Linked DNA regions of Mus musculus: region 1 is linked to region 2. Evidence: chromatin loops called from intact Hi-C (ENCODE). Cell type or tissue: left cerebral cortex. All regions are shown on one strand. Region 1 overlaps Gm884 (predicted gene 884). Region 2 holds the start of Fmnl1 (formin-like 1).

Region 1 (5,000 bases), 390 kb before region 2:
TTGACCAAGGTATCATTGAGAAGAGTGTTGTTCAGTTTCCACGTGAATGTTGACTTTCTATTATTTATGTTGTTATTGAAGATCAGCCTTAGTCCATGGTGATGCATGGGACAATTTCAATATTTTTGTATCTGTTGAGGCCTGTTTTGTGACCGATTATATAGTCAGTTTTGGAGAAGGTACCATGACGTGCTGAGAAGGTATATCCCTTTCTTTTAGGATAAAATGTTCTGTAGATATCTGTTAAATCCATTTGTTTCATACCTTCTGTTAGTTTCACTGTGTCCCTGTTTATTTTCTGTTTCCAGAATCTGTCCATTGATTAAAGTGGTGTGTTGAAGTCTCCCACTATTATTGTGTGAGGTGCAATGTGTGCTTTGAGCTTTACTAAAGTTTCTTTAATGAATGTGGCTGCCCTTGCATTTTGAGCATAGATATTCAGAATTGAGAGTTCCTCTTGGAAGATTTTACCTTTGATGAGTACGAAGTGCCCCTCCTTGTCTTTTTTGATAACTTTGGGTTGGAAGTCGATTTTATTAGATATTAGAATGGCTAGTCCAGCTTATTTCTTCAGACCATTTGCTTGGAAAATTGTTTTCCAGCCTTTCATTCTGAGGTAGTGTCTGTCTTTTTCCCTGAGATGGGTTTCCTGTAAGCAGCAAAATGTTGGGTCCTGTTTGTTTAGCCATTCTGTTAGTCTATGTCTTTTTATTGGGGAATTGAGTCCATTGATATTAAGAGATATTAAGGAAAAGTAATTGTTGCAACAAAATTATTTTTGTTGTTAGAGTTGGCATTCTGTTCTTGTGGCTGTCTTCTTTTAGGTTTGTTGAAGGATTACTTTCTAGCTTTTTCTATGGCGTGGTTTCTGTCCTTGTATTGTTTCTTTTTCTGTTGTTATCCTTTGAAGGGCTGGATTCGTGGAAAGATAATGTGTGAATTTGGTTTTGTCGTGGAATACTTTGGTTTCTCCATCTATGGTAATTGAAAGTTTGGCTGGGTATAGTAGCCTGGGCTGGCATTTGTGTTCTCTTAGTGTCTATATAACATCTGTCCAGGATCTTCTGGCTTTCATAGTCTCTGGTGAAAAGTCTGGTGTAATTCTGATATGCCTGCCTTTATATGTTGCTTGACCTTTTCCCCTTACTGTTTTTAATATTCCATCTTTATTTAGTGCATTTGTTGTTCTGATTATTATGTGTCGGGAGGAATTTATTTTCTGGTCCAGTCTATTTGGAGTTCTGTAGGCTTCTTGTATGTCCATGGGCATCTCTTTCTTTAGGTTTTTGGGAAGTTTTCTTCTATAATTTTGTTGAAGATATTTGCTGGCCCTTTAAGTTGAAAATCTTCATTCTCATCTACTCCTATTATCTGTAGGTTTGGTCTTCTCATTGTGTCCTGGATTTCCTGGATGTTTTGAGTTAGGATCTCTTTGCATTTTCTTTGATTGTTGTGCCCATGTTCTCTATGTAATCTTCTGCACCTGAGATTCTCCCTTCCATCTCTTGTATTCTGTTGCTGACGCTCACATCTATGGTTCCAGATTTCTTTCCTAGGGTTTCTATCTCCAGAGTTGCCTCACTTTGGGTTTTCTTTATTGTGTCTACTTCCCTTTTAGGTCTAGTATGGTTTTGTTCATTTTCATCACCTGTTTGGATGTGTTTTCCTGTTTTTCTTTAAGAACTTCTACCTGTTTGGTTGTGTTTTCCTGTTTTTCTAAAGACTTGTAACTCTTTAGCAGTGTTCTCCTGTATTTCTTTAAGTGAGTTATTAAAGTCCTCCTTGATGTCCTCTACCATCATCATGAGATATGCTTTTAAATCCGGGTCTAGCTTTTTGGGTGTGTTGGGGTGCCCAGGACTGGGTGAGTTGGGAGTGCTGCATTCTGATGATGGTGAGTGGTCATGGTTTCTGTTAGTAAGATTCTTACGTTTGCCTTTCACCATCTGGTAATCTCTGGAGTTAGTTGTTATAGTTGTCTCTGGTTAGAGCTCGTTCCTCCCATGATTCTGTTAGCCTCTATCGGCAGACCTGGGAGACTAGATCTCTCCTGAGTTTCAGTGGTCAGAGCACTCTCTGCAGGCAAGCTCTCCTCTTGCAGGGAAGGTGCACAGATATCTGGTTTAGGACCTGCCTCCTGGTAGAAGATAAGATGAAGGCCTGAAACAGGGCCTGTCCCAGAAGCTGTCTCACTTTGGCTTGTCCCAGAAGCTGTTAGCTTCTGTATTCCACACTCTCATCTGCGCAGACTAGTCTCAGAGGGATCTGGAAACCAAGATGGCTCCCCGAGGTGCTCCAGCAAAGCCCTCCCAGGGCAGGGCAGACACCTCTCCTCTGGCAGGAAAGATGCCCAGATGTCTGGAGCCTGAAATGGGGTCTGCCTCAGAAGCTGTCCTCTAGGGACCTTGGGGGTGTCCACCAACTCCGCACCCAAGGTGACCAGGTGCTGGCACTAACCAGAAGGGACTTGTGACCCTGGTCAGGTCAGGTTTTCTGCTTCCCTAATGCTGTCTCAGGTCCCGCGCGCGATTGGAATGGAACAGAAGTTGTGTTCCACTCACCGGTGGTCCTAAGATCACGTGGAGAGTCCTCTAGGGACTTTGGGGGTGTCCTCCGACTCCACGCCCAAGGTCATAATCTGTACTTTTAATTCAGAATATTGACCTTTACCTAGCAACTGATCCTTGACAATATTGATGCCTCTGTCTGGGTTTTGTTGCTCCATAACTGAAGCCTCATCTTTCTACCATGTCAGCCATTGTAGTTGAGGGTCAGATTCTAAGATGTCTGACATCAGCTCTCTACAGTCTTTTGGAATTATACAATTTTGTGTGGCCCAATTATTAAGTATCTGTCTTACATAGGGTAAATGTAAAGCATAGGGTGTTACTACTTCTTTAAATCTTTTTAAGACTCTGTAAGACTATGATCTTCCGTGCAAATTTCTTAAGCCCTTGTAGATTTCTCATCTGGAGCTAATTGTCTTATTTTAGCTGGAAGGATCATTATAGCTTGTCAAATGGGCTTGGGCTGCCATTTTGCAGTCTTGTCAAAAGGTGGCACCATAGGCTTCAGATTGATTCATCTGAAGAGTTGTCTAATTTTTGTTCTATTGCTTGTAACTTAGCATGGATTTTTTTTTTTTCAGGCCTCTCCTTATCTAAGTTCTTATCCAAGTCCTAAAAAGATCTTTCTTTTTTAAATTATTTATTCACTTTACATCACTATTACAGCCCCCACAACAGCCTCTCCGCCCCCATACTCCCCTCTCCCCCTCTGAGAAGGGGGAGTCCATGCCTCTCCCCCTGGTACCAACCTATCCTGGCACATCAAGTCACTGCAGGACTCGGTGCATCCTCTTCCACTAAGGCCAGACAAGGTGGACCAGTTAGGTTAATGGGATCCACAGGCAGGCAATAGTCAGGGACAACCCCCATTCCAGTTGTTGGAGACCTGTTATGAAGACCAAGCTGCACATCTGTAATGTATGGAGGGGGGTATCTAGGTCCAGCCTATGATTGCTCTTTGACTGGTGGTTCAGTCTCTGGGAACCCCCAAGAGTCCAGGTTAGTTGACTCTGTTGATCTTCTTGTGGAGCTCCTATCCATTTTAGGTCCCTCAATCCTTCCCCCAACTCTTCCACAAGACCCCCCAAGCTCCATCTAATGTTTGGCTGTGTGTCTGTTTCCATCAGCTTCTGGGTGAAGTATCTCAGAGGACAATTATGCTAGGCTCCTGTCTGCAAGCATATCTGAGTATCATTAATAGTGTCAAGGATTGTTTGCTGCTCATGGGATAGGTCTCAAGTTGGGCCAGTCATTCCCTCAGTCTCTGCTCCATCTTTTTTCCTGTATATCTTGTAGGCAGGACACATTTTGGGTAGAAGATTTTCTAGTTGAGTTGGTGTCCTTAACCCTCCACTGGAAGTCCTGCCTTGCTACAGGAGGTGGCCACTTCAGGCTCCATATCCCTCACTGAGAGCCGTCTCAGCTAGAGTTACCCCATAGACTCCCTGGAGCCTTCCCCATCTCCGATCTCTGGCACATCTTAGAGATGACACCCCACCCATCCGCCACCAGTTTCCATTCCCTCGAGCCCTGCTGTCCCTACACATGATTCCTCTGCCCCATTCATCTCTCCCACCTAGTTCCCTCCCTCCATCTACCTCCAATATCTATTTTATTTCCACTTCTGAGTGAGATTCAAGCATTCTTCTTTGTACCCTCCTTGATATTTGGTTTCTTGGGTCTGTGGATTATAGTGTGGTTATCCTGTGCTTTGTGACTAATATCCACTTATAACTGAGTAAGTATATACCTTGCATGTCCTTTTGGATTACCTCACTCAGGATGATATTTTCTAGTTCCATCCATTTGCCTGCAAATTTCATGATGTTCTTGTTTTTAATAGCTGAGTAGTATTGTGTAAATGACCTACATTTTCATTATCCATTCTTTGGTTGAGGGATATCTGGGTTGTTTCAAGTTTCTGGCTGTTAGAAATAAAACTACTATGAACATAGTTGAGCAAGTGTCCTTGAAGTATGGTGGAGCATCCTTTGGGTATTTGCCCAGAAGTGGTATAGCTGGGTCTTGAGGTAGAACTATTCCCAATTTTCTGAGAAACTGCCAGTGTTCACTCCCACCAGCAATGGAGGAGTGTTCACTTTGCTCCACGTCCTGCTAATATGTGCTGTCATTTGAGTTTTTGATCTTAGCCATTCTGATGGGTATAAGGTGGAATCTCAGATGTTTTGATATGCACTTCCCTAATAACTAAGAATGTTGAACATTTCTTTAAATGCTTCTTGGCCATTCAAGATTCCTCTGTTGAGAATTCTCTGTTTAGCTCTGAACCCCATTTTAAATTGGGTTATTTAGGGTTTTTTTGTTTTGTTTTGTTTTTTGATTTTCCATATGAAGTTTAGACTTATTTCTTCAAGGTCTGTAAAGAATTGTGTTGGAATTTTGGTGGGAATTACATGGAATCTGTAGATTGCT
Region 2 (5,000 bases):
AACTAGGAGCATAGGAAGGGGGTCGATGGGGGGGTCTCTTAAGAAAGCTTCCTGGAGGGGGCTAAAGAAAGTTTCTTGGGGGGGGGGGTGCCAAGTCACTCTGAAAGATGACAGTGTTACTCCTACCCCTCTGGAGGGACAGCAGGTGGACCAGGGATCTCCAAGCCGCACCTGAGTCCCAAGAGGCGGGGACGCATGCGGAGCCCCTGTCATCCCTGGCTCCTGGTGCGCATCAGGTCACACTCACCAAGACCCGCGTGAACCTCTCCTCCAGCTCCCCGGCCGCCGGCATTGGTTGCTTGGGGACGGCTGGCTGCTTCGGGGGCGACGCGGTGGGGCCCGCGGGCTGTTCGGCGCTGCCAGCCGCGTTGCCCATGGTGGTCCCCACCCAGCCGGCCAGGCGCCTCCAGCCTCGGAGATCCAGTTTTCCCTGGGGGTCGCGGACTAGGCTCCGGGAGCCTGGAAGCGAAGGGCAGCGCTGTGTGGCGAGGCTTGGCTAGGTGGCTCTCGGCTCAGCGGCGTGCAGGGGCCGGGGCGCGGCGTCCCATCGCGGCGGCCCCGTCCGAGGGAGCGGGCGGCGACCGAGGCTCGGGGAGGAAGTAGGGTTGCAGGCGGCCGGGGCCAGAGGGCTGGGCCGGGGGCAGGAAGCTGCGGCGCGGGCTCCCCCCTCGGCGATTTTCGAACTTCTGCTGCCGCTCCCGGTGCGCGCAAACCGCAGTTCTCCGCCGCGCACCCGGCCCCAGGGGGGCGGGCTGCAGGGAGGGGGCGGGCGCGGGCGACGGCCGGGGGTCCTCCGCAGCCATGGCGCGCCGGCTGGGGGCTGCCGAGCAGTGCACCTGCGGCGGAGGGGGCGGCCGCCGATGCACCTGCCCGAGCCGGAGCCGACCCAGGCGAGGCCGAGAACACAGCGGCGCGCTCGCCCGGCGCCTCCGGGTCCTAGAACCGCAGCTCTCCACCCTAAGCCCGGCAGTAGGGGGGTCCCTAGGCCCGAGCCTGGAGGAGGCAGACCCCCGGGCGGAAGATTGTCCAACCAATCCGCGCGCGCCTTAGAAACCTAAGGTGGCGCTGAGGTGCGGTTGGTGGGCGTAATTGCTGCTGGGGGTCCCCCTTTGGGGTCCCCAACTAAGAAGATGGGAACCCCCTTCCAGGCCCCCCACCTCTGTGTCTCTCCTCCGTTGGGCCCAGAGATGATCTGAGGACCAGAGGGAATTATCTGCAAACAGGTTGGAGGACAATGACATAGGTCAATTGAGACCTGACCAGATGTGACTGTGCCAGCATCTTCAGCAGTTTTAGACTGGGGGCACTCGTGGAAAAATGAGGTTGGCGAACCTGGAGATCACTGTGGTGGTGCCAAGGAGAAGTAGGGCACTAAGAAGGGTTAAAGGCAGCTGCTAGGCTGGGGGAGGAACAGGCACCTCAGATGGGTGGAAAATCTTGACACTGTCACCATGAGGGACCTAGGCTGGCTGAAGAATGACAATCTTGGCTATCTGATAGTTACAGAAAGATTTCTGTGATAGTGACCAGCAAAGGTAGGTATGGATGTCCTTGTTTCTGTAACGGTAACAAGGGGCCTTTCCGTAGCTGTAGCAAGGGGTCTTGTCCAAGGCCACACAGATAATTAGGGCAGAAACGAGCCTCTCTGTTCATATCCAAAAATCTATAGCCTCGGACTCTTCTTATTTAGGGTAGGAGAGTGGAGAAGGGGTAGGCCTTCATAACCGGGGCTCGAACTCCATCCTGAATTAACACCTCTAATTCTCCCACTTAATCTGTGGGGCTCTTGAGTCAGCCCCTCCCTGTTCTGCCAGTCCATGGGGTGAGGTGCCCTACACTGAGGGAGCCTTGAACTTTCTCTGTGCCAGCCCAGGGGCTCTAAATGGCTACTCTAGGTCATTCCCACCTCTCTAGTTCATACTCAAAGCCACTGACAAAGGATTCAGCAGGAACTGGGAAATTAATTATCTAATTATGAGGAAAACCAGACACAAACCTGCACGCTCCCCAGCTTGACCTGATTAAAGCCTTCCTCCTGCCAAGTTCACCATCGCCCCTGTCACCATGGGAGAGATAGTCTCATTTCATGTCCTGAGCAAGGACTTCCAGGGTGGGTGGAAACAGGGTCTCCTGGAGCCTATAGGAAGGGTACCTGCCCTATGCCTACCTCCATCTTCCTTAGCCTTGACCTTGGGCCTTGCCTGAGATTAGTAGTTGAGAGATTTTTGTTTATTTATTAAAGACTGTACTTCCTGATTCTTCCATAGCTGTCTCTTTCAATTCATCAACAAATGTTTCCTTCGAGCCCCAGCTGTGTGCCCAGCTGTCTGCTTACTGATGGGGCTTCTGGGACTCTTAAGGTGTCCCTAACCTTGGACACAGCCTAGCAAGGAACGGATTCAGAAGCTGGGAGGGAGGGTATCTGCATTGAAGTACTTGTGGGGTCAGTGCCCATGCCTCCTCTGCCCATCACTGCTACTTTGAGGGACACCGAGAAGCCAGAAATTGGGCCTCTACTGCAGTAATTGCCAGCCTGCATCCTCATTGCCAATTGCCTCCCACCCAAAACCTGGTGGAAATAAAGCTAAACTGAAAAGGGCCTATCATGTGGGAAATTATCATATTAACAACCCTACATCCTCCCTCCTGCTGACTAGGAACGTGAGTTACCAAGGAGATGTGATCAATCATCACCTATTCAATTCTGTTGGCTTCATAGAAAGCATCTTCCCAAAACATGGACCACAATGGAGAAAATTCTACCAGCAAAGCTTGGTTGTCAAGTTTAGGAACAATGTTTCCTTTCCGTAAGTCTGCGTTGCCCCCTTCCGTGTGCAGGTGGTATGACAGGCAGGACGGACTGATGGCTGTGGTGATCGATACAGTCACACAGCCAGGGTGACATTTCCAGACCATTGTCACTTTGTCATCTTTAATGGAAGGAATGTGCAGCCATTGGGAACACTCCTAACTCAGGTGACTGAGCATGTATCAGTAGTCAGTAGATGTCTCTTTAAGGAGAAAGGCAAGCTATGGATGTGGCTCTGTGGTCAAGTGCAAAGTGCACAGCATGCACAGAGCCCTGGGTTCAAGCCTCGATACTGCAAGAGAAGAAAGGAAAAGGTTAGGCTGGTGAGCAGGCACGCACATGAACTCTGCACTCTGGATACTGAGGCAGAAGAATGGGGAGTTTAATTAAGAAAATCTGGCTAACAGGCTGGAGAGATGGCTCAGGGGTTAAGAGCACTGGCTGCTCTTCCAGAGGTCCTGAGTTCAATTCCCAGCAACCACATGGCGGCTCACAACCATCTGTAATGATGGGATCTGATGCCCTCTTCTGTCATGCAGGCATACATGCAAATAGACAGAAGGAAGGAAGGAAGGAAGGAAGGAAGGAAGGAAGGAAGGAAGGAAGGAAGGAAGAAAAGGAAGGAAGGAAGAAAGGAAGGAAGAAAAGGAAGGAAGGAAGGAAGGAAGGAAGGAAGGAAGGAAGGAAGGAAGGAAGGAAGGGAGGGAGGGAAAGGAAGAAAGGAAGGAAGGAAGAAAATCTGGCTATCCAGCAAACCCCACTCTTATAAATGACAAAAGGCCACAGTGAGGGGTCCATTGATAGAGTTCTTACTGTGCAGATCTTTAGCACCCAAATCAAAAACCAAATATAGCCGGGCATAGTGGCGCACGCCTTTAATCCCAGCACTCAGGAGGCAGAGGCAGGCGGATTTCTGAGTTCGAGGCCAGCCTGGTCTACAAAGTGAGTTCAGTTCCAGGACAGCCAAGAGCTACACAGAGAAACCCTGTCTCGAAAAACCAAAAAGAAAAAGAACAAACAAATATATATATAACGAGTGCCTGTAATCTCAGCCAGGCAGATGGCAGATTAGGAGTAGGGGTTCCCTGTAGGTTTGCTGTCCAGTGAGCTAGCTCTAAGTTCAGTGAGAGGATTAAAAAAAAATGTAAAAGGGAGGAGGGGACTAGAGAGATGGCTCATAAGTTAATAGCACTGTGTGCAGGCCAGGTACGGTTGTATCCATCTTTAATCCCAGTTCTTGGGAGGCAGAAGCAAGTAGATCTCTATGAGTTTAAGGTCAGACTGGTCCACATAGTGAGCTCCAGGCCAGCCAAGACTACACAGTGAAATACTGCCTCAATACTGCCTCAACACCATCCCACCACCCAGAAAGAGCACTGGTTGCTCTTCCAAAGGACCTTGGTTCCATTGCCACCACCCACATGGTGGCTAACATTTGTAACTCCAGTTCCAGGAGTTCTGACACCCTCTTCAGGTCTCCACCAACACAGCATGCAAGTAATATACAAATATTCATGCAAGCAAAATACCCACACATATAAATTTTTAAAAATATGTATTTATTTATTTATTATATGTAAGTACACTGTAGCTGTCTTCAGACACACCAGAAGAGGGCATCATCTCATTACAGATGGTTGTGAGCCACCATGTGGTTGCTGGGATTTGAACTCAGGACCTCCGGAAGAGCAGTCAGTGCTCTTAAGAGCCATCTCTCCAGCCCCCAAAATACTTTTTTAAATAATAAGGCAGAGACCCAGAAACATGGCCCAGCAGGTAAAGGTACTTGCTACATAAATAAGACCTGAGTTCAATTCCTGGAACTTACATAAAAGTTCAAGAGAACCTATTCCACAAAGCTGTTCTCTGACCACCGCTTCATGGCAAACACACACACACACATGCACGCACGCTAATGATTAATAAAATAAGTTTAAAAAATAAGGAGGAGAGTGGTGAAGGAAGACACTGGGCATTGACTTCTGACCTCCACATGCACACACATAAGCATACTTGCTGCACATGAAAACACACACACAGCTTAGTGTAATAGCACAAGCCTATAATATGGCACTAGTGTGGAGGCGCTGAAAATTGGGTGTTCGGATCCAGCATCGACTTCAGGGTGAGTTCAAGGCCAGCTTGGGCTACATGATACTCTAACAAAGAAAAAGGACAGTGTTGATGAATG

What was found. A loop is a pair of places that touch in the nucleus more often than their neighbours do. Peaks named below come from ENCODE experiments on the same cell type or tissue, not always from the same donor. Only the 100,000 strongest peaks of a DNase experiment are listed, where the experiment ranks them.
Region 1: a loop joins it to region 2, with 4 times the contacts of the local background. A loop is called at or near these places in 3 of 42 quality-filtered maps.

What each region holds. Positions count from the first base shown.
Region 1 is chr11:103,554,300-103,559,299 of GRCm38, reverse strand. The region is part of intron 7 of Gm884 (predicted gene 884); the gene reads left to right. Among named protein-coding and RNA genes, the nearest start is that of Lrrc37a, 52 kb to the right of the region's middle. In left cerebral cortex, a CTCF peak has its summit at 3,048 (motif pointing right); a DNase peak (open chromatin) is centred at 3,049.
Region 2 is chr11:103,166,689-103,171,688 of GRCm38, reverse strand. It overlaps Fmnl1 (formin-like 1), which reads right to left and starts at 551. Exons shown (of 26, transcript NM_001077698.1): 1 at 248-551. The coding sequence starts at 376. It overlaps Gm51919 (a long non-coding RNA gene), which reads left to right and starts at 1,113. Exons shown (of 3, transcript XR_003949776.1): 1 at 1,113-1,535; 2 at 2,658-2,807. In left cerebral cortex, CTCF peaks have their summits at 2,835 and 4,386 (motif pointing right); DNase peaks (open chromatin) are centred at 970, 1,182, 1,344, 2,809 and 2 more places; H3K4me3 peaks cover 1,607 bases; H3K27ac peaks cover 2,717 bases.